Linked DNA regions of Homo sapiens: all the other regions are linked to region 1. The links are chromatin loops, found by intact Hi-C in ENCODE. Cell type or tissue: PC-9. All regions are shown on one strand.

Region 1 (4,000 bases):
CATTGTGCATTAAGTTTGACCTTGTACCGTCGATCTATTCATTATGGTGACACATGCTAAGAGCAAGATTTTTCAAGTTCTTCGTAATTCTATCCCTAGGCATTGCAACCATTACTAGCACAACTGTGGTATACCTTTCTCTTTGAACAAAGAGTCTGCGGACAAATGTGTCAGCTACAGGCATGTCATAGCTTATATCAGAAATATAAGGTGACAGCTAACCATATTCCAAACAGTCCCCCAAGCCATAAGGCCACAGAGAACATGCCTCCACTGGATTCTAAAGCTGACTTGCCATGAGTTTGATCATTAACTGTGGCTTATGAATTGCTGCTTCAGCCTTTTTTATTCAAGGTGACAGCTCCCTTTTTTAAAAAAGGTGAATTCTTAGCAGCAAGGATACACAGATGCTCTCTGCATCTTTTCCCTCCTCTCAGCCATCCTGTGGAGAATGAAGTACACATATTAGGGGAATGAAGTGGGTCCAATCTTGTATTAGGAATTGAGAATTCAATGATGAATTAGACATGGTTTTTGCTTTGGGGGAAATTCATCCTCATTTGATGAAACAAATAGGTTTATAGGAAATTCAATATATCATTGTCATTTTGCCAAAATTTATTTTATGCCAGGCATTACACAAATATCTCAGTGAATCTTACTACCAATCTAATAAGGTAGGTTTTGTTGCCCCAATTTATAGATCACATGTTCTGGGTCACAGAGCCAAGATCTCAACAAAAGTCTGTCTCATTCTGCACTCACTCGACTGTTCACAGTCTCCAATGGCTTCCCATTTTACTCATGGGAGAAGCCAAAGTCCTCACTGTGACCTAAATGACCCTATTTTTGTTTGCCATATTTACAGGATTTCCCCCAGTCTGAACACATGATAGAACTGTACTTCCTGCTTCCATATTTTAGGTCAATCCAACTAATCAGTTCATTCCAATGAATGATGTGTGGAAATAATGTGCATCAATTTCAGGCTGAGCATTGCTTCCCCAAGGTGAGACCCAGCAGAAATCTCTTTTTATTTTTTCCCCTATAATAGCACAGATATTCGTTGCTCTATAGTCAGAGTCCTAGAGCAAGGAAGACAGTGAAGTTGTGGGAGCAGAGGCCCCTTCTGGCCCACGATGAAAATTAGGCGAGTGGAAAAGTCACTGAGATTCCAGTTTGTTAATTATTGCATGTTGGCTGCCTAACCTCTCTTGATTGATAAAGCTGCTTTATTTTTTTTCTCTAACATATCACCACAGATCCTACTGTGTAGTTTACTTATTTATCATGGTATTTCCTGTCACCCACATGAGAATGTCAGCTCCATGAAGGCAAGGAGTAAGTTTAGCCAATTTTCTTCACTACTATATTCCCCATAGCAAGAACAGTGCATGGTTTGTTGTAGGAAATCAATAAGTCTTTGTTGAATAAATAGAATCAAGCTACCTCATTACATCTATGAGTGATAAGACAAAGTTATGTTTGGGAAGCTACTAAAACACACAAAAAGACTGATTCAAAATGAGGCTGGACTTGTGTCTTTCCCCCGTGTGACCCCAGTGTTTAGTGAGTGTCTGCATTGCGGGAACTCTATATATGATTGTTGAGCTGTTACAATGAAGAGCCTCTGCTGTGGCTTTTGTAACTAAATAACTCACCAGGCAAACATGCATTAATAATTACTCCACTCTCCTGGTGGTGAGACCTTCATCTATCACCCTGGAGGTCTTAGTCATGGCTTAGTCATGCCCAGTGACTCACCTCCATTCAGCTTTTCGCTTAGTGATGTTCCTCTCCTTTTTCTATAACCGTTTTCCTCCTTTCTGTTTTATTTTCTTTCCTTTTTCTTTTATTTTTAGAGATGGGGTCTCACCATATTGCCCAGGCTTGTCTCAAACTCCTAGGCTTAAGCAATCCTCCCATCTAGGCCTCCCAAAGTGCTGGTATTACAGGAGTGAGCCACCACACCTGGCCCTCCTTTCTCTTAATTCACACCCCATTCAGGTGTGTCTTGAATAGTCAGCCTCAAATGACTCTTAACCTCCTTTCAGGACAAAGCAACTCTTTTTGTTCCCTGTCACTAGAGGCATTTGTTCCAAATTGCAGCCTCAGGAAACTGCTGCAGGCAAACAGGTGGCGTATCTGTTGAAGGATCCTAAAGGAGATATACATTCTCTTCAAAATATCTTTGCACACTGGAAATAATGCTGACTTCTGCTTAGCTCTGAATGAACGTTCTTCTGAAGGATGTCTATTTGTTTGTCCAGGTGACATCTAAAGGACAAAGTTCCAAATCTGAACTTTCTTCTCCTGAAATCTTTTCCATTTTGGTGTTGACACCACTTTCAGGCACCCAAGCTCTCTTTGTAACCCAACTTGCAACCTTCACCTAAAGCAACAAAATCAAATGCCATCATGCTGTTGTCACCCCTTGTATCAGTCAGGGTTCTCCAGAGACCGAACCTACACTCACACTCACACACACACACATACACACACACACACACACACACACACACACACACACACACTTATCTTTAAGGAATTTTCTTACATGATTGTAGGGACTGATAAGTCTAAAATTTGGATGGCAAGCCAGTAAGCTAGAAATTCAAAATCTACAGAGCAGAGCAGGTCAGCAGACTGAAAACTCAAGTAGGATTTCCTCGTTACTCTTGAGGCAGAATTTCCTCTCTGAAAAACTTCAGTTTTATTTTTCAGGCCTTCAACTGATTGGATGAGACACATTGTCAAGAATAATATCGTTTATTTTAAGTCAACTGATTGTAAATGTTCATCGTGTCTACAAAATACTTTCACAGCAACATCTAAACTACTGTTTCACCAAACAACTGGGCACCATAGTTTAGCTAAATTGATACACAAAATTAACCATCACACCCTGCTGTGGAAGGTTTGCCTTCCCCCCAAATTCATATGTTGAAATTCTCATCCCCAATATGGTGGCATTAAGAGGTGAGACCTATGGGAGGTAATTAGGTCATAAGGGTGGAATCCCCTTGAACAAGGTTAGTGCCTTTAAAAAAAAAAAAAGAGATGAGAGAGCTTGCTTTTCCTCTCTCTGTTCTCCACTATGTGAGCATACAGAGAGAGAAGATGGCCATCTATGAACCAGGAAGCAGGTTTTTGCCAGATGCAAACCTGCAAGGATCTTCATCTTAGACTTCCAGCCTCCAGATAGGAGGCTGGAAGATATATGATAAATAAGTGTGGGTTCTTTAAGCCACCCATCTATGGTACTTTGTTATAGAAGTCCAAACTAACTAAGACACACCTCTATATCCTTTACTCTACAGCAGACATTATTAATCAATCACTACCTTTTCCTAGATAAGTTCAGATGAAGTTTCATAATTTCTTTCATGATAGCACTAATGCCAGCCATTATTAATTGGTCAAATCTGGGATGTGGGTTGGAACTCATCTCTGGCTTGTACTTCTAAAAGTAAGTCTAATCATTTGTCTTTCTTGCTTAATGGTTCCTCATTGCCTAAGATTCCATGTCACAAAATATTAGTCTTACAAGATAGTCTACCAAAAAGAGATTCTGTGATCGAAAAGGTTTATTATAATTGATACATCGTGCCTCCCTCTAAAAATCGAAATCCTGTGGAACCGAGGCAATTAAAATTTGATAACGCAGTTTTTCCAAAATCTACTTGACTACTCAAATCATTCTTCATATTTTACTCACTAACATTCTGAAAAATACATTTTGGAAAATGCTTGTCACTAAAGGCCTTTCCAGATCTGGTATCAACTATCTTTCCAAACCAATCTCTTTTGTTTCTTGTTTGTTTATGTTTTGTTTGAGACAGAGTCTCGGTGTGTCGCCGAGGCTGGAGTGCAGTGGCACAATCAGGGCTCACTGCAACCTCTGCCTCCCGGGTTCAAGTGATTCTCCTGCCTCAGCCTCCCAAGTAGCTGGGATTACAGGCACACATCACCATGCCCAGCTAATTTTTGTATTTTTAGT
Region 2 (4,000 bases), 350 kb after region 1:
GGATTATGGGCGTGAGCCACCGTGCCTGGCCTGTAAGGCACTTTAGAGTTTAAAAAGTACTTTCACCACCTTATCTCCTTGGATCTTCACTAATGCACTGGGAGGTTGGAAGTGGGGCAAAAATGTCAACCCGATTTTACCTGAGCCTAGTATTACTCCAGCAAGCACAAGACTGAGCTTCAAGCACAGGCCTGTGTGATATGGCCCTTTTTTTTTTTTTTTTGCTTTCTGAGATGGAGTCTTGCTCTGTCACCCAGGCTGGAATGCAGTGGCACAATCTCAGCTCTCTGCAACTTCTGCCTCTCGGGTTCAAGCGATTCTCCTGCCTCAGCCTCCCAAGTAGCTGGGACTACAGGCACCCACCACCACACCCAGCTAATTTTTGTATTTTTAGTAGAGACAGGGTTTCGCCATGTTGGCCAGGCTGATAACGAACTCCTGACCTCAAGTGATTCCCACCACCCCCACCCCCACCCCCTCCCACCCCATCTCTGCCTCCCAAAGTGCTGAGATTACAGGCATGAGCCACTGGGCCCAGTTGGCCCTGTCTTAAGTGTACCCAGTTGCCGCTTTTACAGAGTGAAATAGAAATGAGGGCCTCAGTCACCTGTGCTTCTTAGCAACCCTTGCCTGTCATCCACAGGGCTGGACAACCTGAACAAAATCACAGCCCAGGGGCAGTACGAGCTCCGGGTGGACCTGCGGGACCATGGGGAGACAGCCTTTGCTGTCTATGACAAGTTCAGCGTGGGAGATGCCAAGACTCGCTACAAGCTGAAGGTGGAGGGGTACAGTGGGACAGCAGGTACAGTAGTGGCTGCACGTAGAGCCTACAAAGCCATGGAGACCTTCTTGACATTTACAGTTTATTTCTCTAACTTTCATTCCTTCCTCATTAATCCAGCAATTTATTAAATCAACAAATATTTAAGTACCTACTGAGTGCCAATCCAGAAAAACTACAATTCAAAAGTGTTGGGTAGATATTTGGGTCCTGAAACATTGAGTATGTTGGGAATCAGGGCAATCAGGATTGATTTCTAATGACCATCTTTCAAAAAAAGTGTGTCTTTCTTACCCAGTTTTAGATATCAGTTGTAGACTGATTAAAAAAAAAATTCCCCAAAGGCCTTAATATTCATCCAATCCAGCACTTCTCAATTTACTCTGGGTGTATGGACCCACTGGCGATCTTGTGAATCTCCAGATGCTGACACAGGTTGTCTGGGATGGGGCTGAGATTCTGCATCTTCTCCAAGTTCCCTGGTGATGCCAATATAGCTGGTGTTGCTGGTCTGTGGACCACAGCTTGAGTAGCAAACCATCCACTCCATCACCTAGCTGCTTGAATCTCTTCCAAGACATCCCTGCCATGTGGTCATCTAGTCTCAGCCTGCATCCTCATAAATAGAAGGTCTCACCTCTCAAGTGGCCCCTGCATTCCTTGTCTGGCTCATAACCTTCATTCCAGTCTTGAAGATTTCTTGGACTTGAAGTGGTTTTGTGTGGTTTCCTGGCTCCACATAAGAGGAGAAATAAATAAGGAAACAACATGTATTAAGGCCCTACTAGGTACCATCCTCTTTTGTAGATATTCCACCTGCATTCATCTTATTTATTCCTCATAAAACCATTTTATGAAGACGTTGTTTTTATACAGAGGAGGAAAGAAGTTCAGAAGAGCTCAGTGATTTGTCCAAGGTAAAACAGCTTGTAGAAGGTGGATGCAATCCTGGCTGCAGAAAACTGCATCCGACAATGTTCTCAGTGACAAAGAAGGGTCAGGACTGAGAGTGTGGACCACCCCCATGCAACCCATGCCCACTTTGGGTGGCTTTCTGTTATGTTTGTGAGAGCAGAAGAGATAGAAGCTTGGCACGTTTCCAGCCTCCCTGAGCCCTGAAAGAAAACATCCATAAGGTGAAAAGTCTCCAGATAAAAGGTTGCCAAAGCCAGGCTGAGCCTAAGGAGGCACAAAGCTCTTTTGAGATGGCAGTTTAGTGATAATAAAGAGAGACACCCAGGGGCAAACATTGCTTTAGTTCTTGAATCCCTCAAAGAATGTTGGCATTTTATTACCTGGAAATGAATACCTCTTTGGTTGAGATGGCTTCAGGCAAGAAGAAGAATGTTACAGGGCAAGCAAATTCATTAAGCAGCAGGAATGTGGCCTCTGTTCCTCTCTCTTTGTGCTTCCATTGAGGAATGAGCCATAATATTTCCCTTTACTGAGATAACGTTTGTAAGGCTGCATTTTCTTGTGTGATTTGGCTGCACCCAGGCCTTCTGCAGGAGAGCATCCTGTTTCATTAATATCTACGTGCCGTCCTCATGCTCTGGGTAGCATCATCAGTTAAAAAGGTATCTGGGTTCCTTTGACAACTTGCTCCAAATTATGACGGTAGAATGCCTCAGAGTCTTGAAATGTTTGTGCACAGCACTTGTCTGGATTGGGAGTGAGGAGACCCACAAAGCAATGGTACTGAAATGCTTCAAAAATTCAATATATTAAATTACAAATTAGATTTCCAAATAGTAGTACATGTTAATGGGCTTCTTGTCTAAGAATCACGGAACATGGTCTGATGAATACTTTAAAAAGTAACTATGTGATACAGAGACTATTTAGGGACATCTAATGTCTGAAGGGCTTAATTATGACTAATAAATATTTGTATGTGGGAGAAAAGCATGCCATTATTAAATGCATACTTCTCACCTTACTCTCTGAGGTCTTTATAGAAAGGGAATGCAGAAAAGTCATAAAAATAACAATCATAGTAAGTATTTGTATGCCATGCCACCTGTTTAGCATACACCTTTATTGTCACAATGGCACTACTCAGTATATAGAATCAAAGTGCTGGTTCCATTGTATAGATGAGAAAACTGAGGTTCAACAAGATGCTTGACTTGTGCAAGGTCACAGCTAAAAAGTGAAAAGATGGGATTCGAAGCTAGACTCTCCAAAGCCAGCCACAGCCCTCTTCCCACCACATTATGCTGCTTCTGTCGGAAATAAGTACTGGGGTGACACTCATGTCCCATTCAGTTCCGCATTCAATGCTGACTCTGGGATCAATGTTCAAGGCCAGTCCCACACCCAGAACCTTTCAATTGTCACCTCTGGTTCTGCCCTTTACTGTCCAGGAGGGAAATTTCAGCTGAGATTTCTCAGGTCCATATTTTCTGTCTCTCCCAGGTGACTCCATGGCCTACCACAATGGCAGATCCTTCTCCACCTTTGACAAGGACACAGATTCAGCCATCACCAACTGTGCTCTGTCCTACAAAGGGGCTTTCTGGTACAGGAACTGTCACCGTGTCAACCTGATGGGGAGATATGGGGACAATAACCACAGTCAGGTGAGTGGACCGTGAGGGCCCAGAGCAGGCCAAGCTTGGGAAGCTGGAGGGGGCTAATGGAAGTACAATTTAACTCCCTATCCTAGCAGAGACTAGGAGGCAGGAACCTTACTTGTATGACAACATGTTTTTCCCAAGGCAGTGAGCAATCTCAAGGACACTGCAGGCCAGGTAAAATAGAAACAGCACAGGTTAACCCTTGACAGTCCCAAGGACAAACACTGGTCAAATGGATTCCAAAAACAGAACGCTTTACTCAGACAAAATCTCTGTCTGAACCCCAAAAGTAAAGCAGATAAAAGTGGAGGCCATTTAGGTGAAGCAGGGTTGATGACACAGAACCCCTGGCCTGGGGCATCTTTGGAATCCCAAGAACACCTTAAAATGAAGTCCACAGACTTTAAATCTCCTCCTTTTGTGAAGAAACCAAGGCCCAGAAAAAGCTGACTTTCCTGAGGTCACAGAGTGAAGTTGGCAGCAGAGCCAGCTCTCCCCACTTCCAGCCCCTGGCATTTTCCCTGCACCACACACACCTCTAGCACTTCTACAATCACAGAAACAGATTTTTTTCGATCCCTTTTAGAAATAGGCGAACGGATCAAATTCAGTAATCTCCCTTACTCTGAGCCTTGCC
Region 3 (4,000 bases), 140 kb after region 1:
ATAGAAAAGAGGTAACACTAGACGGTGTTGGAGGCAAAAATGGCCTGATATCTGGACCCAGATGGCCTGCTGAAATGAATGAATCCATACATTTTATGCATTCTCCTGGGAAAAAGCCCAGTTGGCCTAGCATGGGTCAATGCCCATTCTACGACTGTACCAAATGAGTTAGATTAAAGATCAGCAGGGTATCCCTGCCAACAATAGGGGAGATAAAATTCCCCAAAGAGAAATTAGGGTCCTCTGGAAAGAAGAAATAGATGATACCTAAACTGGAAAAAAAAAAAAAAGGCTTGGGAGAAATAAAACAGAAAGGCATTTACTGCAAAAGTGAGCGAGAATTTTCTAATTGGAGATGAAGAAGCTGGGCATTCCAGGCAGGGAGAGAGCAGCATGAATGAAGGTTTGGTGGTGAGAAAGACACAATAAAGCTGCAAAGTGGAGGTGAGACTGCAGGTGTAAGCAGGGACCAGAGAATGAAAGGCAGCATCCTCAGCAATTCACCAATTTCTTGGAATTGTTGCAAGCATGGATTTTGGCCTTTTGGTTTTTTTTAGCAAAACATCTTCAACATTGTAACCTTAACAAGAAAATTTTCAGTGGAACAGAGCAGACAGAAACTGATTGGGGTGGGCTAGGGAAAGAAAGGATGGTGAGGAGGTGAGCTGATGGTGAGGAGGTGGGCTAAGGAGAGAAGATGCTGTATTGTTAAGTACTACATTACTGACACAAACTAAGGTTACGTAGGAGTTCAGGAAGCACAAGGTCAGTGGAAGCACTAAAGCAAGGATGTGGCACTGAAGAGAATGGGAACAATACACCTCTTGTAGAAAAGGAGCTGTTGGTGTTCTTCCTAGTTATCAGACACAGAGGCAGCCCAACCTCAACAGAAAAACTTCCCAAAATCTTTTAGAAATGAAACATAAGTCCTCATAAATTCTATAAACTTTAGGCTCCTCTAGGACAATGAGTTTTTTTGTGTTTTCTGTGTCTCAAACATCTAATATTAAATAGACAGTCATACAGGCTTTGGAATAAATTGAGCAATCAAATGATAAACTTACTAAAGATTGCTTATGATGTATTGGTAGTTATTTTAAATTATGAAAACAATACATGATATGAAAACATGCATTTGAACAAATGTATGATATTCTAATGACTATACTGCAACTTGCTTTTCCTACTTAATATACTGTGGGCACTTTTCTCTGTCTTTTCATATAGCTTTAAAATAGCAAAATTAAAAAGTCAGCTGGGCGCAGTGGCTCACACCTGTAATCTCAGCACTTTGGGAGCTCAAGGTGGAAGGATTGCTTGAGCCCAGGAGTTCAAGAGCAGGAAAGGTGAAGGTTGCAGTGAGCCATGGTCATGCCACTGCACTCCAGCCTGGGTGACAGAGCAAGAACCTTCCCAAGGAAAAAAGAAAAAGAGAGAGAGAGTCAGAAACGTCTTAAGATTACAATGCGTACCACTACATATTTGAACCACTCAATGGCTCAGTAAATCAATGTTGAAAGAGATGAAATGACTTTCCCAAGGTTATGCCACGAGTTGGTAACTAGAGTAGGTCCTCCAGTCGGGTGTCTTGACTTGTACCCCGGTTCTCTGACATCTGTCCCCATCAACAATGAAAAAGAAAGGACGACTACGTGTAACTATCCAAGGGCGAGACTCTGTGGAAGGAGAGAAAGCTCCTTCCAGAGTGAGGAAGAGTTCTCACTAAGGCAGCAGTTTTTACACTGAGTATTTAGAGAGGACCGACAGGAAGACAAAGCTGCTGGTTTATCCGGAACAGTTCAGCTTTAACTTGTCTTTAAAATGTAGGACTTTCATTTGCCCACATATTTCTGGCAGCTGTTCTTCCCCCTGAACTCCATTAGTAACTTATGAGGATGCTAAGAGAGGGTGGTAGATGAGTCAGCAGAGGTCAAGCAGGGTGTCAAGCAGCAGAGGGAACAACCTGACCAAGCTGGTTCCTGCCTAGACTGGAGAATATGAAGATCAGACACAAGCCCTGGCAGTTACCTAAATGCCAAGGAGGAAAGAACCTGGCACCAGTACACTCAGAATTGCATCCAATACCCTTTCTTTCAACAAACAAATCATCACCAGCCAGCTATGAATGCCTCTCCATTTATTTCCCTTATCTATGGGCAGAATAGAGTTGCTAGAAAACACTGCTGGGGTCAGACGTTGAGTGACCTACTGGAAGGGGCAAGCCAATTGGGGCCTGACAAGGAGTGACACTGGCTTCAATCAGCCACTTCCCAATAGGTACCTGGAACCAGAGTTGTTCTTACTTGTGAGGCTAGACTTCTAAATGAAGCCCCCTTTCTGAGGGGCCAGCAGAGGAGCTATTAATTTGAGAATGGCTAATAAAATTATTAGGAGAGCCCTGTTGTTCATTCCCTACCATTGGGAGTACAGCCGTGGTTTAGTGGAAAGAGCAGAAATTGTAGAGTTAGGACACTACTCCTATTTTCTAGCTCGACCAGATAATTATCCTCTGAGCCTCAATTCCTACGTTTATAAAATGGAGTCAGCGTTTACTCCTATTAAGGCCTTTTGTGAGAATACAAGAAGAATATTTGTGTAAAACACTAACACTTAGTAGGCATTTGATTAATGGTTCTCCATTCTCCTCCTTGAGAGAATTTAACATAGAGGCCAGTACAGTGACTACCTAGAAAGCACGTCATATTTTTAGCAAGAGAATAAATAATTTATTCTGAGTTTCTAAAATCACTCAACTGCTCACAACTGAGCTAAGCACCAGGAATGTAACAATGTACAGGTTACAGTTTTTGCTCCTGAAAAGAATATCGTCAAGGGGAAAACGAGAAGTTGAGAGGAAATAAGACTTCAGCATCATCAATCTTACCTGGATCTGGAAAGTAAGGCCTTCAATAGCTCAGTAAATCATTGCTGAACCAGGTGAAATGATTTTCCCAAGGTCATGCGGCGAGTTGATAGCAAGAGTAGCTCTGGGATTCCACATCCCCTTCGATAGGGTTTCTCAGAGAAGCCGCAGAGTGTTCAGGGCTGGGAGAGATAAGAGTGATTGTTATCTCATCCAGGCCTATCATTTTACAGGTGCAATTAATCTCCCCAATCCCGTCATCTATTTGGCTGCTAAGGGAACACAGGTGAGGATCATCTAGCTCATCCTCCAGGGTCCGGAAAGGCTTCCAGGAGGAAGTGATGTTTAAATAAGCAGCTAAAAGATACATAGAAGTTATTCATGTGAAAGAAAGGAAAAGCTGAGTAATAGATGTTCAAGCATTTGTTCATTAATTAATTCATTAATTCATTCAACAAACAAGTCCTAAGTACCTAGTATGTTCTAGGAACAACTGTTTGAGACACTGGGGATAGAGTCTTGAATGAGATAGACAAGATTTTTGATCTTATAGTGTCAACTCTTCAGCCAGCTGACCAAAAATAAATTATTAACAAAATATCAACAAGTTATTTGTGCCATGAAGGAAATAAAGCAGACTTCAGGGGAAATAAGCTACTTGAGATTCTGTGGACAAAAAAGTCCTCTCTAAGGAAGTTCCTTTTCAGTTGAAACCAGAGAGGAAAAGAAACCAGCCAGGCAGTGATGGGAACCAATAACCTGCAGACAAAGAGAAGTGCTAGCATGAAATTCTGACTTTCAGAGCAGGTGTAGCAGGTTCTTGGCACAAAAAGAAGGTGACTATGGCTGTTACAGGGAGGCCAAAGAGGACATAAAACTGTGTGAAGAAGGAAGGCAAGGCCAGCTTCCATAAGGCCACATAGGGAGGGTGAGATGTTTGAATTTTATTCTAACTATGATGTGGAGCCATTCAGGGTTTAGCAGGAGAGAGTTGTGGTCAGATTTACATATTTAAAAATCACTCATGTTCTTGTGAAAGCATAAAACAAGCAATATTTGCAAAGGCTCCAGATGAGAGAAGACATAATCTATGTGAAGAAAAAGGGAAGAAAGGAAGGTAGGTAGGAAGGAAGAAAC
Region 4 (4,000 bases), 150 kb before region 1:
AGTGGGAAAGAAGAAGAGGAGAAGGAGGAAGAAGAGGAAGAGAAGGAGAAGGAGGAGGAAGAGAAAGAGGAGGAGGAGGAGAAGGAGGAGAAGGAAAAGAATAATTTTCTTTGTTTATTTTCTACTATGTACCTAGAACTTGATGTACAGTATTTTAATCCTATAAAAACTTTCATAGTAGCTAGTATTTTCTTCATTTCAATGATAGAGAAACTGACTTCCAGAGGTTTTAAATGTCCTTTCCAAAATCATAGAATAATAAGCAATTTATATAAACAGTGAAATTCTAATATCCTGGCCATCAACAATTATTTATTATGTACCTACAGTGGATCAGTCCATCTTTCTATGCTCTAGAAATGCAACTGTATATAAAAAGATAGATATTCTGCCTTCATGAAGCATAGAGTCCACTGGCATAAGCATATTGCAGAGATCCTGATGCTGATTGGTACCACACCATGAGAGGGGCATCTCTTTCCCATACTAAGGGGCATTACTATAGGCAGACAGTGACTCATTTAAGTCTCTATGAATGTCTTGCCACCTCACCTTGATACTAAATATTCTCATATCATGAAGTCAGAGTCATAGGAAAAGGGCAGAATCAGAGGCTAAAATGGCCAATTGGTGAGGTTGTAGCAGAATGACATCTCAGATTCTATTGTCCAGAGCCAGAAAGCAGAAGGGAGCTGGAGTTGGCCCAGACACTTGAGTTCTTGTTCACATCAGTCTGGAATATGTTGATACTCAATAAATATTTGTAAGCTGTCACTGTAAAATTTAGGAGCAGTCATGTGCTGCCAGCACACGAGAGCCCGTTACTTTCCAACTCCACATTCAATAAAATAGATCATGATGAGAGTATTTTTTAAACAGAGAAATCAGCAAATACCATAGATTGGTCCCTGCCCACCACCACCCTGACTTGGTTGGTAAACATTTACCAGCATACCACTGGAGAAAGAGCATCTCTCTCTGAGTCATTGTTTCTCCGTCTTTTCAAGGGGTAGACGATGAAGTGATTTTAAAGCCCCCAGAAAGCTGGATGATATGTTAGAAACAGCAAAGGTCTGGGGCAAGGCATACTTGGATTAAATTATAGATGCTGGCCACACATTGCTCTTGGAACGTTCAGCACGCTATTTGTCTCCCTGAGCCGCAGTTCCCTCCTATGTAGAATGAGGCTATTCACTTCTGCATGATTAGATTTTTCTAGGTGTTAAATATCAACATGGAAAACATGGAAAAATATAGACTCTAATAAGTGTTAGACTCCCCTTATTCCTATCATCTTCACAAATTATAAATAAAAGAATGAGCAAATACATAAATTTTCATTTTTTTCAGAGTTTGTATACCCCTCTTTTGCTTGATTACTTTTAGTTTTTTTGGTGTTATATAATAAATACCCATGATTTACTGCTATTATTATTTATTATCATTATCATTATTATTGTATGCTCTAAATTCCTACTCTATAATGGTAATATTTTTAAAGAATCTTCAAAACATAACTATCTGTAGCCAATTTCCTTTGGAAGGGACAAATAAATATGCATTATTCAGCAGCTACTTGGTAGCAGGCATTGTGCTGGCATGTTACATATTTGGCTCATTAAGCCTTCCAAAAGATAAGAGCGGAGTCTACATCTCAGAGAGAAAACGTTTTCTTTGGACATCATCAGAAGCCCACTTATACCACCAGGGAGCAGTAAAGAGCCACTGTTCAGGATTTTGAAAACTCCAAATCCCCACTACCAGATCACAGCAGTTCTCTTTGGACACAACATAATGGTAAATATTAAGTCTTGGCTGGCCCACCAGTCAGATGAGGGTCAGTGTTGAGGGAAAGGGCCTGTGAGCTAGACCAGCATGTCTGATTTTAGGTACGTAATCCATAGGAGCTTCCAGGAGATTAATAAGCAGGGATGTGGTTTTCCAAGTGATCACGGAGATAATACATTCCTTCCACTGCTTTTTGGAGAAAATGAAACTGAGCCCCAGAGATGGACAAAGACTTATCAAAGCTAGCTTAGTAGGTTGGCAGCAGAGCTAGAGCCAGAACCTGTACACAGTGTCTTCACACTGATACCTGTTGATAAGTAGGCACATACGTTCTGAAATATTCTGATATCACCATTATCCTGTATTGCCAAGGAAGAGACTGTTACCTTTTTTAATGGAAGGTGTTTCCATCCTGGGATTCCCAAGGGGTCTTTGCACATAGTACTTCCACTGGTATTGTTATTAGACAATCTTGAGTTTATTGCTGCTTTATAAAAGATAGCCAGGAACATAGGTAATTACATGTAAGAGAGCTTATCAAAGACAAACTTCAGCATCTTTTTCAGAAATATAATTTTGGTGACCACAGATAAAAGACCTTTTTCATTTTGAACATGGTGCCCAGAAAGGACTCTAGGAGGAGATCCATGCACTCATTCAGTCTTCTTTCTTTAGTGAAATAATAAATAAATCACTAGAGTGCAACTCCGCAGCAGGTTCTAGCTTAGAAACTGTGCATGGATAGAATTAAGGTGTAATGCCTTAATGGTTATAGGTAAGATGTAATTCCCACTCTCAACAAATCTGCTGTCTAATAGCACATATTAGCAAGAAATGGTGCAATTGCATTATAGAATCGTGAAATTGATTGTGGTGGGATATATGCCAGTGATTAAATTTTGTTTTTCCTTCTGTTCTCAACAAGACACATGCCAGGAAACCATTTTTGATTCATCAAGAGCAGTCTCTCCTAGAACTGGGGAAAAAGAGAATAGGGTACTTTGCAAATCTGAACATACATGTAGATATTTTGAAATCCCATGATGAGCCTCTACTGGAAAGATAAATCACTCTTTTGTCACTGAGGTTAGAGTTCCATAAAAGAAAACTGAGGAACTAAGGACACATCTCTTGGAAGGATGAGACTGTCACCCCATTATATAAGGGAAGGGCAGTCTGATCCTTTGTGCATGAAAAATCTGCCTGCCCCCTTAAGTCAATTCCCAGGAAGGAAAGGGCACAGGGATTCTAGGCTGGTGATATAGCAGACGTAGTCACTTCCTTGACCAGAATTCTTGGGTCTAGCAGATAACTTGGCTACATACCTGAGAGAGCTGAGTATGAGGATTTTCAAATAGAGAACTCCACATTGGGGACCTCTTTGCCTGGCTCAGCTAAGAATATATAAGCATGTTCTCCCTTGAAGAACCACGGCAGGTGGCATGACAATTGGACAAGTGAGGTCTTGTGGCAAGATGAGCCGTATGGCCTGTCAGAGCAGAGATTAGCAGTTTCTAAAGGGACAGATTTGGCAGCTGAAAGCAATGAGAGAAATGCTCTTATCTGACACCCCTCCTCTTGCTTTATCTTAGAGGTTGGGGATTTCATAAGCTCATGTTGTGTTTATTGTTGTTGCGATGGTTGTTCTGCTTGTTCATTTTTAACAGTTTTTTTTTTCTGTTGAGAGAGTACTCCAAAAATTTAACACTGTACAATAATGAAGTCATAGGATGGAGTGATGTATGCAGTCATGAAGCATCTGGGGACCTGAGAGATCAACTGGAAACATCCAACAAATGTGACTCTATTTTCACTCTGAGTTCAAGGGGTTGTTTGTAGAGGTTAAAGCAATATTGGAATTGTAGATTGCTGTGGGTACAAAGAAAAGAGATCTCACTGATGGCTGCACCAAAATCAGAAAAGGCTTCCCAGAAGAGGGAGGGCTGAGAACAGGTGAACTCCGGACAACCATCAAAAGAGGAAATCTGGGCAATGGAAACATGTGCAAGGCAGAGATGGCTGAATTCTTAGCTGAGTGTTTTGCATTTGCCTTGTATCTGTGTGGGGATGTGGGGAATCAACTTACAGAATATACAAGGAATCATTTCGTTTTGTTTCTTCATTTTTAGCATATCAAATTTGGAATTCCACATGACCAGAGCATCGGGTTCATGAGTAGAATGAACAGAGAAGAGGCCAGCAGCCATGCTTA
Region 5 (4,000 bases), 110 kb after region 1:
CCCTTCCTGCAATCTGACTCCAGTCAATTTCTCCAGTCTATTCTGACACAATTTTCCCCAGATACACCAAACTAGTTGCATCTCACCATTCCCCAAACATATGCCAATTCTTCCAGGTAGCTGCAATTCTCTTCCCTTTGCCTGGGCTATCCTTTCTCATCTGCTCCACTTGGTGACTCTGATTCATCTTTTTATGGCTCTGCCAAACTCACCTTCCAACACCCCAGAAAGGATGAAGAACTCACTTCTGCGCATCCACAGCACACTGTGCACCACCACCACTCCACATCTCCCTCCTGTACAACATCCATTACATTGGATTCCCATTAACCGTGAGCATTCCCCTGTCTGAAGCTATTTTCTTCAAACATAACTTTTGTCATTTCCTGGACATTAGCTCAACATCTGTCCATTTTTCCTGCTTCATCAGAACACAAGTTCCGAGTCTTACATGCATCTTGAGATTGTGCAACTAGTCCAAATTTGGCTCATACGCCAGAAAATGCAATGTGCCACATCATATTGTGTTATTTCTCCAAAAACATGTTATATCTGAAACCTAATGAGTAATGCCTCTGAAAGCTTAATGAGACATTCTAAAAGAACCAAAATTCTGGAAATGCCCAACCTTGTTCAAAAGATTTGTTTTTAGAAGGAATCTTAGGAGATGATGATAAGTGGCCTACTTATCCATCTTGGTCATGTAAAGTAAATCACTTCAGAACAGTGAAGACTCTGCTCAAAGACACATAGGTAGTCAAACTCAAGGGTGAATCTGTAGCCAGCATATTCTGATGCCAATGATAATACCACATCATAAGTCTGCCTGCAAGGCAACCCACATCATCATCACATAATAACAATAATGATAAGAATGACAACTGGAGCTAATATTTATTAAACACATACTAGATGCCAGAAAAAAATGCTAAGCACTTTATAATGAGTATTTCATTTTGTTCTCACTTTATATACATATATAAGGCATGAACTCTGTCTCCATTATATATACAATGAGATCTGGAAAGCTTTGAGACTTGCCTAAAACTACAAAAGGAGTAATTAGCAAAGTGGGAACTTGAACACAGATTCGTGAGGCAGCAGAACAAGAGCTCTCACCAACTTGCCATAATGCATATCCCTGGATGCAGTGTTCAGCATCAATTTAGCTTTCATTTTTAACCTCTAGGAAGGATTAACAGCCCCCTCCTTTGTGTTCCCACAGTGCTAGGTACACCCCTCTATTAGACCACTCATCATGTTATTAGTTTAAATGTCTGTCACATCTACTGGTCTGAGTGCCTCTTGAGTCATGCTTATGTTATGTATCTTTCTATGCCCAAGGCCTGGTAGAATGGCTTATACACAATAGTCATTCACTCAATTTAACAAATAATAACAGGCATATAATAAATGCTTCTTGGATTGGTATAAGGTGTATTCTCTTCACCTGTAGAATGGGGACTGCTCTCCTATAAATAGGGACCATTCCCATTCTTTGATGCCAATGAATGTTCAGGGCTTCAGGAGCCAATACATGTGTACAACTGGCAAGAAACATATTGGGAAAATACTACCCTATTATTACAAGGCACCATTGAAAAGGGAGCAAAAATAAAATTCCTACTCTCCTAACATGATCCAGCTGCAAGAGACAAGTTGTCATTACACTAGTGGAAAGTTATTGCCTCTGGTCTGGAAACCAGCAAACTGGCCTGAAGGCACAGGATGCAGTCTTCATTGCCTATCACTATAAATGCCAACCACACTGTGCAAACACCATTGTGTCTTACCACCAGGTATGCAATCAGTGTCTGCTGGGCAGATTGCCAGGCTGGCCATCTGTGTTGTGCTTGGTTGCTAGGGCACAGGCAGGGAGCTGTGTAGTGTCTTGCTTTCACCCTACCCTCAAAAGCCTGAAGCAATGACAAAGGCTGTTCAAAGTGCTGAGGAACCAAGGAAATGTACATATTTGGCTTAATTCATAAAACTGTCATTGAAGGCCAGCTAAGAAGACGAAGATTTTTGTCCAGGATCTGCAGCTGTGAGACCACAGGTTAGACATTTATTTCTCTGAACATGTAAAGTCCTCACTTGTAAGTAAGAAAGACCCAAAGCTAAGTGTTTCTTTGGGAAACACTCTGTGTTTCACTGGCAATATGTAAAATGTTTATGGGTACTACATGGACAAACTTCTAAACATTTCAGCAGTTATAAATTATTGTAATGTGCACTAGAAGATAATTATCATCTCATACACTTGATGTCACATAAGTTCTTAGAATGAATGTAAAGTAATTCAGTTTTTACAGTTGTTCTTAAGTTTTTATGTTATTTTCTCAACATAAGAAAATATTAATACCAATGGAGGGGATAGGTGGATATGATGATAACTATAAAGATGGAACAGAAATGATGAGTTGGATGAGTCAGATCTGGCATTCTAGCATTTGACTCTGTGATTCAATCACCAATGACTAATTGGCAAAATTATCCAGAAAATTCAGGCAATAGTAAATTTATTCTGAAAATGACTCTATTTATATAGGCCCAGTATATCAAAACAAACACTTTTGAACACTTACAGGATATCAGGCACTAGGCTGGGCATTGTGGATATGAAGACCAATCTTGGCAGAGTCTAACTAGGGATACATCTGGGAAGATAAATTATTCCAGTTTAGTGTGATATTTACAATAGTGTGAAGTAATCTGGGAGTCAGAGAGAGAATACCCATTCTTCCTGGGGGAGAGGAATAGTTGAAGTCATCACAGAGGAAATAAATATTGAATTAAGCTTAAAAGACTAAGCAAACATTATCTGAGTATATAAGAAGGGGAAGACCTTCAAGGGAGAAATAAAAGCATGTGAAGTGTTGAACAGCAAATCTAATGGAAAAATTATTTTTTCTTACTCTATATATCATTTGCAAACAAAAGCATCTATGTAACTGTTTTGTACATTTCATAAGTGAGAGATCCAGATATTGAATAAAGTTATATGCAATTCCAACCCTATGTTCTTTCTACTATATCATATTGATATGGTTTGGCTGTGTACCCACCCAAATCTCATGTTGAATTGCAGTTTCCATAATTTCTACATGTTGTGGGAGGAACCTGGTGGGGAGGTAATTGAATCATAGGGGTGGTTACCCCCATGCTGCTTTTCTCATGATAGTGAGTGACTTCTTATTAGATCTGATGGTTTTATAAGGGGATTTTTCCCCTTTTGCTCAGCATTTCTTCCTGCCATTACGTGAAGAAGGACATGTTTGCTTCTCCTTCCACCATGATTGTAAGTTTCCTGAGGCCTCCCCAGCCATGCAGAACTGTGAGTCAATTAAACCTCTCTCCTTTATAAATTACCCAGTTTCGGGTAGTTCTTTATAGCAATGTGAGAATGGACTAATACACATATCATATTTGCTATTCATATCAGAAACCTCACCAATATATACCCATTAATGGTTGCTATGGTTTGAATGTGTCCTATAAAATTCGCATGTTGGAAACTAGCCCAAATGTAACAGTGTTTCAGGGTGAGACCTCTAAGAGGTATCAGGTCATGAAGGATCTGCCTTCATGAAGGGATTAATGTTGTTATTGTGGAAGTGGGTTCATTATCACCAAAATGGATTTGTTATAAAAGTTAGTTCAGACCTCCCTTTCTCTCTTACATGAGTTCACTCACTGTGTGATGCTTTCCATCACGTTATGATGCAATAAGATGGCCCTCACCAGATGCAGCCCCTCAGTCTTGGACTTCCCAGCCTCCAGAATTATGACGAATTCCTTTACTTTATAAATTATCCTTTCTCAGGTATTTTGTTATAGCAGCACAAAATGGACTAAAACAACGGTATTTCCAGCTCATTTATTCTTAACCCACCAAGCACGAAATACTAATCACCAAAAGAAGGAATAATGAGATCTTTTTAAAAGCCGGTATCCCCAAACCAAGGCAATTTTTGGACTTTGTATTATTTCTCCATTTAAA
Region 6 (4,000 bases), 250 kb after region 1:
CTGCAAAGCCCAGAAGTGCTTCAGATAGAAGCTGGGTTCCGTGCTTTCATAAACACAATATAGCTATGCAGAGATTGAGCTTTTTGTTGGGATTTGGGGGGTGGGGGGCGGGGAAGGGAACTACATCATTTAGCATCAAAAAACTCTACATAGGGCATCCCAGCTTACTAAGCACTTTGTCTTACACCCTCTTACTTGGTCTTCATACCAATTTTGAAAGGTACTCAAGGTACAGATTTTTATCTCAGTTTTATAAAACAGGAAACCAGATGAATCCCAAGAAGAAGAGGAGGAGCTTCAGAGAGGGGACATGCTTTTCTCAAGGTAATTCACATTGTAAGCAGTTGGGCCAAATAGAACCCAAGACTGTGTGCTAATATCATATATTTTCCATTATGCAGCCAATTAGTTGATCAGTCAATCATTTCATAGGAACATTAATCAACCTCCAAGTGCTTTGGGTCTGTACAGGTGAAAAGCACAGTCCTTGGCCTCAAGGAGTCCTCACAGACCAGCTGGGCAAATGAATGAGTAAATTGATGATAACAATTAAGGTCTCTAATCATTTCATAAAAGTCACTTCAAGAATGCCTTTATTGCTTACCTCCAAAATCTGTGACAGGTCGTATGCTATTCTAAACACTATGATATGTAGGAATGATATTCAAAATAATTAACAAATAACATGACATAGGCAGCAGCCATCAACAGATGCTGGCAACAAAGAGAACTGCTGACAAACAGATGGAAAGGCACAGTGTCTACCCTCAGGTGTCCATGATCTAGCAGGGTAAACAGGCAAGAGAAATAAAATGTGCAACATACTAAAAGTTAAAAAATGGTGGTGTAGATGAGCATGAAGGAGAGGCCCTTCTCTCTGGATGTGAGGGTCATAAAACTTTGTTAGAAGAAGCACTATGAAGGAACTCTTGAAAAAAATAATAAAGGAATTTGTCATGGCAATAAGACAGGGTTCTTCCTAGGGAAGTGAATGTGCAAAGGCTTGGAGACTTCTAAATTATTTCTTTAAAGATTTTACTTGAGAGTTTTGAGTTGCTATAATCCCTGGGAATTCCCCACTTGCTAACCAGGACCCTGTGTGTCAGCGGGGAAAGCGATTTTCCCAAAGTCACACAGCGAGTTGATGCAGCATCAAGACTTAGACACTCAACCAATGCTCTCCACTCTGCTGTGCTGACCAGGCATGACTTCTTGGTTGATGGCGCAGCTAAATTGCCATAGTCCATCCATCAGAGAAGCTCTCATATGTCTTGCCACACACTCCATATGGTCTTTGAACTTGATTTTGTCCTTTGTTGTCGAAGGAAAAGCAAGAAGAGTTGGAAAAGACCACTCAACAATGATCTGCAAGCAAGTTGGGAAACCTTGACTCTAACAAAATGCATTTAATTAAATGACTGGCCCACTGTGTGGGATCAGAGATCCATCCCGGCTTTGGAAAAGATTTCTGGTAATTATGGAGTCACATGAGACTTTTGGACTGGAGTTAGCACACCAGATGAGATGAATCCCGGGAAGAGGAGGAGGAAGGTTGGGAACAGTGAAGGAGTATGTAATCAGAGTAGGAAGCAGGGGATTCCATGGGGAAGTGGACACTCAGCTTCCTCAGCACTAGTCCTGGCCAAAATTCCACTCATTGTCTGTTCTGTCTGGAAGAAAAAGTATTACATTTAACAGACCTTTAAAGAAATGAGAATGATCTCACCTGAGGCAAACCATGACATTCCTCTGGTCTCTAAACCACAGCCTCCACCAGCAACTCCTGAATAAGAACTGCAAACAAGCAACAACAAAATCAGTCTTTGGCAGGAAGCTCTGTGCAGGGGTGGTGTTTACATGCATTCATTCTACCCTCTCAAGTGGAAAAAAGTGCTTATGCTTCTCAGAAGGATGCAACCATGAGGGATTAGATGCCAAGAGGTATGGCCTCTGCCAAACAGGAGGAAAAATGGTTCTTCATTTCCATAAACTTCCTCTGCTGTAATGTCTAGTGTGGCTTGGTTGCTCAGTTCTGATTGTGACAGTTTTCTTCCTGGAAAGCAGGCATAGTGGCTTCAGACAAGTCATTCTTCCTCTCAGCACCCCACTTTCTGATCTGTGCGATGGAAGCATTGGACACAATAATCCAGTTTCCTTTTCAGGTTCTATGGTTGTAAAAGGAAGAATTTAATTATAAAGCACAACATGTCAAACATTTATTTGTTCCTCCATTACTTCATTCATTCTATAAACATTTACTGAGCTTCTATGATACCCAAGGCTCTATGCCAGGTACAGAAAAAGCAAGTGTGATCACCAGCCTCAGGAAGCCTAGCATCTAGGAGGAAAATCTAGACATGCACATGTGTAATTATACCATGTAGATGCAATGGATGTCCTAATAGAGTTACAAATGCCATAGTGCATAGAAACATCTCTTCCTAGATGGATTTCTTCCATTTAGGAAGCTCCATAGTGAAGTCAGATCAGAAATGGATGATAAATAGATGTGAGGGCATGGAGGTGAGGAGCCTAGGGCATCATCCTAGCATGAACAAAGTTTGGGTATTGTAGAGTACCTGGTGCATATGGACCCATCTACCAGAAACAGAGGCTGCGAACAGTACAGGGATGGAAAACACGTCCTCGTCTGGGCACTCCTTACTCAAATGCCAAAAAGCTTAAGATGCCACATAGCTTTTTGGAGAAAATGCCTTTTACAAGTAGCCTCTCCTAAAAATGCATAAATCATCTCTTCTCTATGTTATCAGAATACACTTATATGATAGTTGTTAACTTAACCCATAATAGTATTCTTGTTTGTCACCTCTGCTAGCCTTTTCCTGCTTTGAGGGCCAGCCTGGTCATATTTGGCTTAGTTTCCCTGTGATTGACCATACCACTTGTGGTAGACACTAATCAACGATTGTAGAATCCTAAAGAACTGGGGAGAGGAGTTCGAGTTTGAGACATTCCCCGAAAAAGCCATATCTATCTAGTTTTCTAGCATGCGCTCTTGTCTTATTTAAAAACTCACATAGAATTATAAATATATTGATTATATGTTCTATACAAATATAGTTTATATACCATATGACATATATTGTACACTATTCTAATATTTTAATCCCTAACCCAAGAGATTAACTCAGTAGGAACCACTCACTGCTGGTTGAGACACAGCTTCATGCTACTGAAATATCCTTTGGCTAAAGCACAGAATTTAAAACTTCCCAAACAACCAACATTTGAATCAGCCAAAATGGATCAAAAGTTCAAATGAGCGGTTTTATGACATGACTATTTATGGGCTTTCTTGCTGTCTGGGAGGGTCACTTTAGCAGAGAATCCTAAAATACTACAGCCAAAGCAACCGTAGGATGACCTAATCGTGTCTTGCTTTTTTTTTCAGATGGGGAAACTGAGGCCCACAGCAACAATAATAACTGTGGGGATGATATCATTTAATATTGAAAATAAGTGGATAATTGAGACCTCCATTATTAGTAGTTAATTTTTAAAAATCAAAGATCTCTCCTAATTAGCTTTATGGAGCAAATAAATATATTTTCCATATTCAAATATGGCTGTGATTTCTACACAAATGGTGTTAACAATCTAATACAGCATAAAACATTGTTTAAATATCATCATACCCTATTCCTAAACAGTAACGTGTAATAGATCTCTGGAGCCCAGTGTTGTAATATAAACACTTCCCAGGTGTATTCCCTTGGTAAAGTTTCATTACTTCTCTAAACGTCAGTTTTCTTGTGTAAAAAAGAGACACTTGTGTCTATCCTACTTACTGGTTACAAGGATATAATAAAAATAGTGAACAAAAATAGTGTTCATAAAGTACCCTGCACAGCACCTGATTATAGACTTAATAAGGGAGGGCTCAATGGTAGTTGCGTTTTGAATTACATTTAATGCTTCATTTTACTTCACTGTCACAAACTACTATGCTCTGCGGCAGGCTCAGAAGTCTCTAGGCACG
Region 7 (4,000 bases), 95 kb after region 1:
AAGATCAGAGATGTAATATAATCTTCCTGTGGGGTAATGTTTTCATAATCCAGAAAGCCATGGAAAGACAGATCTATGCATGTAGTGCCATTTCTTTGTAATTTATTACCCATTGAGACAAATATCTATGTTAAGCAGAGCTTCTTCTAAGAGAAAATACCTGTGGCACTAAAACTGTATTTTAAAAAAATTCTAGCATCTTAGGAAGAATTCCCCAAATGGCAGTGTTTTTCATGCATTTCTCTCTGCCCAGAAAGTTCAATCCCAACTCATCATCCATCAAGGCCTAGATCTAGGTCTCCCTTTTTATACAAATTGCCCTTCAATAACTCCCTAAAAGTAGAGATCCTTCTAGGTTATTTTGTTTTTGGTTTTGGGGTTTTTTTGTTTTGTTTTGCAAAATAATACATACTGATGCATTCTCTTCACAAATTATTTCATCTGTCAGTGAAACTATAACCTTCCTGAGAGCAGAGAATGCAGAAAAGTACTTAATTATGAGTTAAGCTCCAGTTTTCTCGGTGGCTTTCCATGTGATTTTAAATATATCACTATTCCCCTTTGCTATACAATGTATTCTAATTTGCACAGAGATTATTTAGTCCCCGAGGTCCCATACAACTTTAACAGTTTTATGACTAACTATGTCATTCTGGTCATTTATCTTCAACTCTCCTTACCCAATGTATAAAACATAGATTCACTGACTGTACCCACCATGAAAGCAGTGACACCATGTCCAACTTGCTTACTTTCTTTATTTTCAATGCCTAACACTGTGTGACATTCAAAGAGCTCAGGAGACATTTCATCAAATGAATGAATATATAGCTCATAAATGGATTAAAATTAATTAAGTACATAGACTATTCAAGGCACTATGCTAGGCACTTAATGTTCATTGCCATATGTAGTATTCATAGCACAATCAGAGTAGACACAGTGATTTCAGTTGAACTAAGAAAGACAATGGAGCTAAGAGAGAATAAATAATTTGTTCAAAGTGCCGCAGCTGTGTTGTGGTGTGGGAGACCAGCACCCAAGTCTGTTTAGCCCCCATATATGTACATCCCCTCACTACACCACAAGTCTCTAAACCTGTCAGAGAAACAACGCCCACACTCATGCCACTATATTTCATGCTACTGTAAGAAAAGGGTTTATTTGTGTTGATTGGGATGGCAACAGTACCCAGCTCTAATTTGAAGAACAAAGAATTAGGGGAGAGGTTGGGTTTCCCACCAAACCCTCCCCAGGCAAATCGGCAAGCCAGAATGAAGTTGCAAAGGAGCTGAGAAATAGCATGCATGATGAGATGGTGGTTCTTTAGGTTTGTGATCAGGAAAGCCTGAGGCTCCTGCTACAGCTGCCAGGCCTACAGATTAAGCTTCTTTCTTTCTTTCTTCAAAAGCAAGAATGCTGAGACCCTAAACTTGTTTTCTTTTAAATGCTATAAGCCTTTCAGGAAACAGCTTTCTCTGGGAACCTGCTCATTACAGAAAGCCCCTTGAAGAAGTGCCAAAATGTAGTTAGCACGGAGGGGGCAGGGGAGGGGAAAATGTTAGGTTGATTCAGTAGAGCCATTTGATGGTGAAAATGCCTTTTCTAAGGGAGCAGAGAATAGCCTGGTGCCTTCTCAGCCATGCAGAACACACAGACTCCTGGGAAAGGATCTCACATTTGGGTGAAATGTGGCTGGAAATAGATTCCTGGGACTGATGGGGATAATGAACTTAATAATTATAGTAATAGCTCCTATATCTTGAGAACTCCAGGCACTGGGCTAAAAGCTTTCTCTCTTATTTAACCTCATAGCCACCCTGTGGGTAGATGTCACTACCTTTATAAAGGAAAAAAATAATAAGATCAGAAAATAGGAAAAACTTGCAAAGGTTGGGCATGGTGGATAATGCCTGTAATCTCAGCACTTTGGGAGGCCAAGACGAGCAGATCCCTTGAGTTCACGAGTTTGAGACCAGCCCAGGCAACATGCAGAAACTCTTTCTCTAAAAATAGAAAAATTAGCTGGGTGTGGTGGTGTGCGCCTGTAGTCCTAGCTACTCTGGAGGCTGAGGTGGAAGGATCACCCAAGCCCAGGATGCAGAGGTGGCAGTGAGCTGAGATCATGCCACTCTACTCCAGCCTGGGCCACAGAGTGAGACCCTGTCTCAAAAAAAAAAAAAAAAAAAAGAAAGAAAGAAAAGAAAAAACTTGAAAATATCACAGTTAGGACATGGCCAAGGCATTATTTGAACCCCAGTCTAACACCAAAGTTCACATTACACTGTTTCACTTTCAGGGTCTGAGTAAAGGGAGCTCTAGATCTGCTAGGCTAATTAGAAGCCAAGGTGTACGCAGGATGGAGAAAGTGAAGGAGTACTGCCTTGATTTAGAATTTCACATATCACAACCACGAGCTTACTTCGTTTTATCAGTGAAAAGGAAGGACCTTGAGCTCTTGAGTACATAACTACTGCCATTCCCATGTATGAGTTTATAGGGAGAAGGCAGAGCAAAATGGCCAAATAGAAGCTCCACCAATCATCTTCCCCATAGGAACACCAAACTAAACAACTCTGCACACACAAAAAACACTTTCATAAGAACAAAAATCAGTTGAGCGATCACAGTACCTGGTTTTAACTTGATATCACTGAAAGAGGCACTGAAGAGGGTAGGAAAGACAGTCTTGAATTGCTGTCACCACCCCTCACCCATACCCTGGCAGCGGCCATGTGGCATGGAAAGGGAACCTATGTGCTTAGGAAAGGGAGAGTGCAGTGATTGTGGGACTTTGCACTGGAACCCATTGTTGCCCTGTCACAGCAGAAAGCAATACCAGGCAGAACTCAGCCAGCACCAGCACCCACAGAGGGAGCATTTAGACCAGGCCTAGTGAGAAAGGAATCAAGCGCTCCAGAAATCAGAACCTGAGTTCCAGCAAGCCTTTCTATCATGAGCTAAAGGGGTATGGGGTCCTAAATAAGCTTGAAAGGCAGTCTAAGCCACAACAACTAAAATTCCTGGGCAAGTCCTGGTGCTGTTCTTGGCTTGGAGCCCGTGGTTTTGGTCAGTGGGTGGGATGCAACCTAGTGAGACACTAGCTGGGGCAGCCAAGGGAGGGCTTGCTCCAGTCCTCTCCTAACCCCAGGCAACTCAGCTCACAGCTCTGGGGGAAGCCCCTGCCTTCCACTTGAGGAGAAGAGAGGGATGAGTAAAAAGGACTTTGTCTTGGAACTTGGATACCAGTTCAGCCACAGTTTGATACAGCACCAGGCAGAGTCCTGAGGTCCCCATTCCAGGCCATAGCTCCTAGAAATTTTTAGACACACCCTGGGCCAGAAAGGCACCCACTGCTTGAAGGGAAAAACTCAGTCCTAGCAAAATTTATCACCTGCTTACTAAAGAGCTCTTGGACCCTGAATAATCAGCTGCAGTAGCCAGACAGTACTCACTGTGGGCCTCAAGTAAGACTCAGAGATGTGCTGGCTTCAGGTGTGACCCAGCGTATTTCCTAGCTGTGGTGACTACAAGGAAAGCCTCCTTCTGCTTTAGGAAAAAAAAAAAAAAAAAAAAAAGATAACTTAGTCCCACACTTTGGTACCAAATTGGCCACGGAGGGGTAGAGCACTAAAATGGCTCTTGGGGTTCCTGATTCCAGGACTTGGCTCGTGGATGGCCTTTCTGGATGTGCTCTGGGTCAGAGGACAGCCCACTTCCCTGAAGGCAGAGTCCCATGCATGCCAGCATTCACCACAAGCTGGCTGAAGAGCCCCTGGAACTTGAGTGAACATCAGCAGTGGCCAGGCAGTACTTGCCACGGGCCTGGGATGGCGGTTGCCACTGGGAGCAACTCCTCTGCTTGTAGAAAGGGGAGGGAAGAGTGGGAAAGACTTTGTCTTGTGGGCTGGGTGCCAACTCTACCACAATAGAGTACCAGGTAGATTCCTAATGCTTCTGACTGTAGGTCGTGGCGGGGAGGGAAGAGTGGGAAAGACTT

The links. Peaks named below come from ENCODE experiments on the same cell type or tissue, not always from the same donor. Only the 100,000 strongest peaks of a DNase experiment are listed, where the experiment ranks them.
Region 2: it touches region 1 in a loop (13-fold over the local background); 3 of 110 quality-filtered maps call a loop at or near these places.
Region 3: it touches region 1 in a loop (7-fold over the local background); 4 of 110 quality-filtered maps call a loop at or near these places.
Region 4: it touches region 1 in a loop (4-fold over the local background); 3 of 110 quality-filtered maps call a loop at or near these places.
Region 5: it touches region 1 in a loop (8-fold over the local background); 5 of 110 quality-filtered maps call a loop at or near these places.
Region 6: it touches region 1 in a loop (8-fold over the local background); 5 of 110 quality-filtered maps call a loop at or near these places.
Region 7: it touches region 1 in a loop (2.9-fold over the local background); 4 of 110 quality-filtered maps call a loop at or near these places.

Annotation. Positions count from the first base shown.
Region 1 is chr9:115,371,245-115,375,244 of GRCh38, reverse strand. The region is part of intron 4 of DELEC1 (deleted in esophageal cancer 1); the gene reads right to left. Among named protein-coding and RNA genes, the nearest start is that of DELEC1, 230 kb to the right of the region's middle. RefSeq lists an enhancer at 1,152-2,351. In PC-9, no CTCF peak of the experiment used is centred here; DNase peaks (open chromatin) are centred at 1,674, 2,094 and 2,404; H3K4me3 peaks cover 583 bases; H3K27ac peaks cover 3,168 bases.
Region 2 is chr9:115,023,339-115,027,338 of GRCh38, reverse strand. It overlaps TNC (tenascin C), which reads left to right. Exons shown (of 28, transcript NM_002160.4): 26 at 644-805; 27 at 3,203-3,366. Among named protein-coding and RNA genes, the nearest start is that of TNC, 93 kb to the left of the region's middle. In PC-9, no CTCF peak of the experiment used is centred here; a DNase peak (open chromatin) is centred at 2,108.
Region 3 is chr9:115,232,221-115,236,220 of GRCh38, reverse strand. DELEC1 (deleted in esophageal cancer 1) reads right to left here. Exons shown (of 8, transcript NR_163556.2): 2 at 2,885-3,045. Among named protein-coding and RNA genes, the nearest start is that of DELEC1, 92 kb to the right of the region's middle. In PC-9, no CTCF peak of the experiment used is centred here; a DNase peak (open chromatin) is centred at 1,930; H3K27ac peaks cover 472 bases.
Region 4 is chr9:115,522,370-115,526,369 of GRCh38, reverse strand. No RefSeq gene overlaps it. Among named protein-coding and RNA genes, the nearest start is that of DELEC1, 380 kb to the right of the region's middle. In PC-9, CTCF peaks have their summits at 1,523 and 1,722 (motif pointing right); a DNase peak (open chromatin) is centred at 1,689.
Region 5 is chr9:115,260,448-115,264,447 of GRCh38, reverse strand. The region is part of intron 2 of DELEC1 (deleted in esophageal cancer 1); the gene reads right to left. It overlaps LOC105376233 (a long non-coding RNA gene), which reads left to right and starts at 1,905. Exons shown (of 3, transcript XR_930267.3): 1 at 1,905-2,056. In PC-9, no CTCF peak of the experiment used is centred here; DNase peaks (open chromatin) are centred at 1,297 and 1,827; H3K27ac peaks cover 1,418 bases.
Region 6 is chr9:115,119,121-115,123,120 of GRCh38, reverse strand. It overlaps LOC124902255 (a long non-coding RNA gene), which reads right to left. Exons shown (of 3, transcript XR_007061746.1): 3 at 577-2,165. LOC101928748 (a long non-coding RNA gene) reads left to right here. Exons shown (of 6, transcript NR_110950.1): 5 at 249-324; 6 at 3,413-3,582. Among named protein-coding and RNA genes, the nearest start is that of TNC, 3.0 kb to the right of the region's middle. RefSeq lists an enhancer at 3,866-4,000. In PC-9, no CTCF peak of the experiment used is centred here; a DNase peak (open chromatin) is centred at 1,840.
Region 7 is chr9:115,275,922-115,279,921 of GRCh38, reverse strand. All of the region lies in intron 2 of DELEC1 (deleted in esophageal cancer 1), which reads right to left. Among named protein-coding and RNA genes, the nearest start is that of DELEC1, 140 kb to the right of the region's middle. In PC-9, no CTCF peak of the experiment used is centred here; no DNase peak of the experiment used is centred here.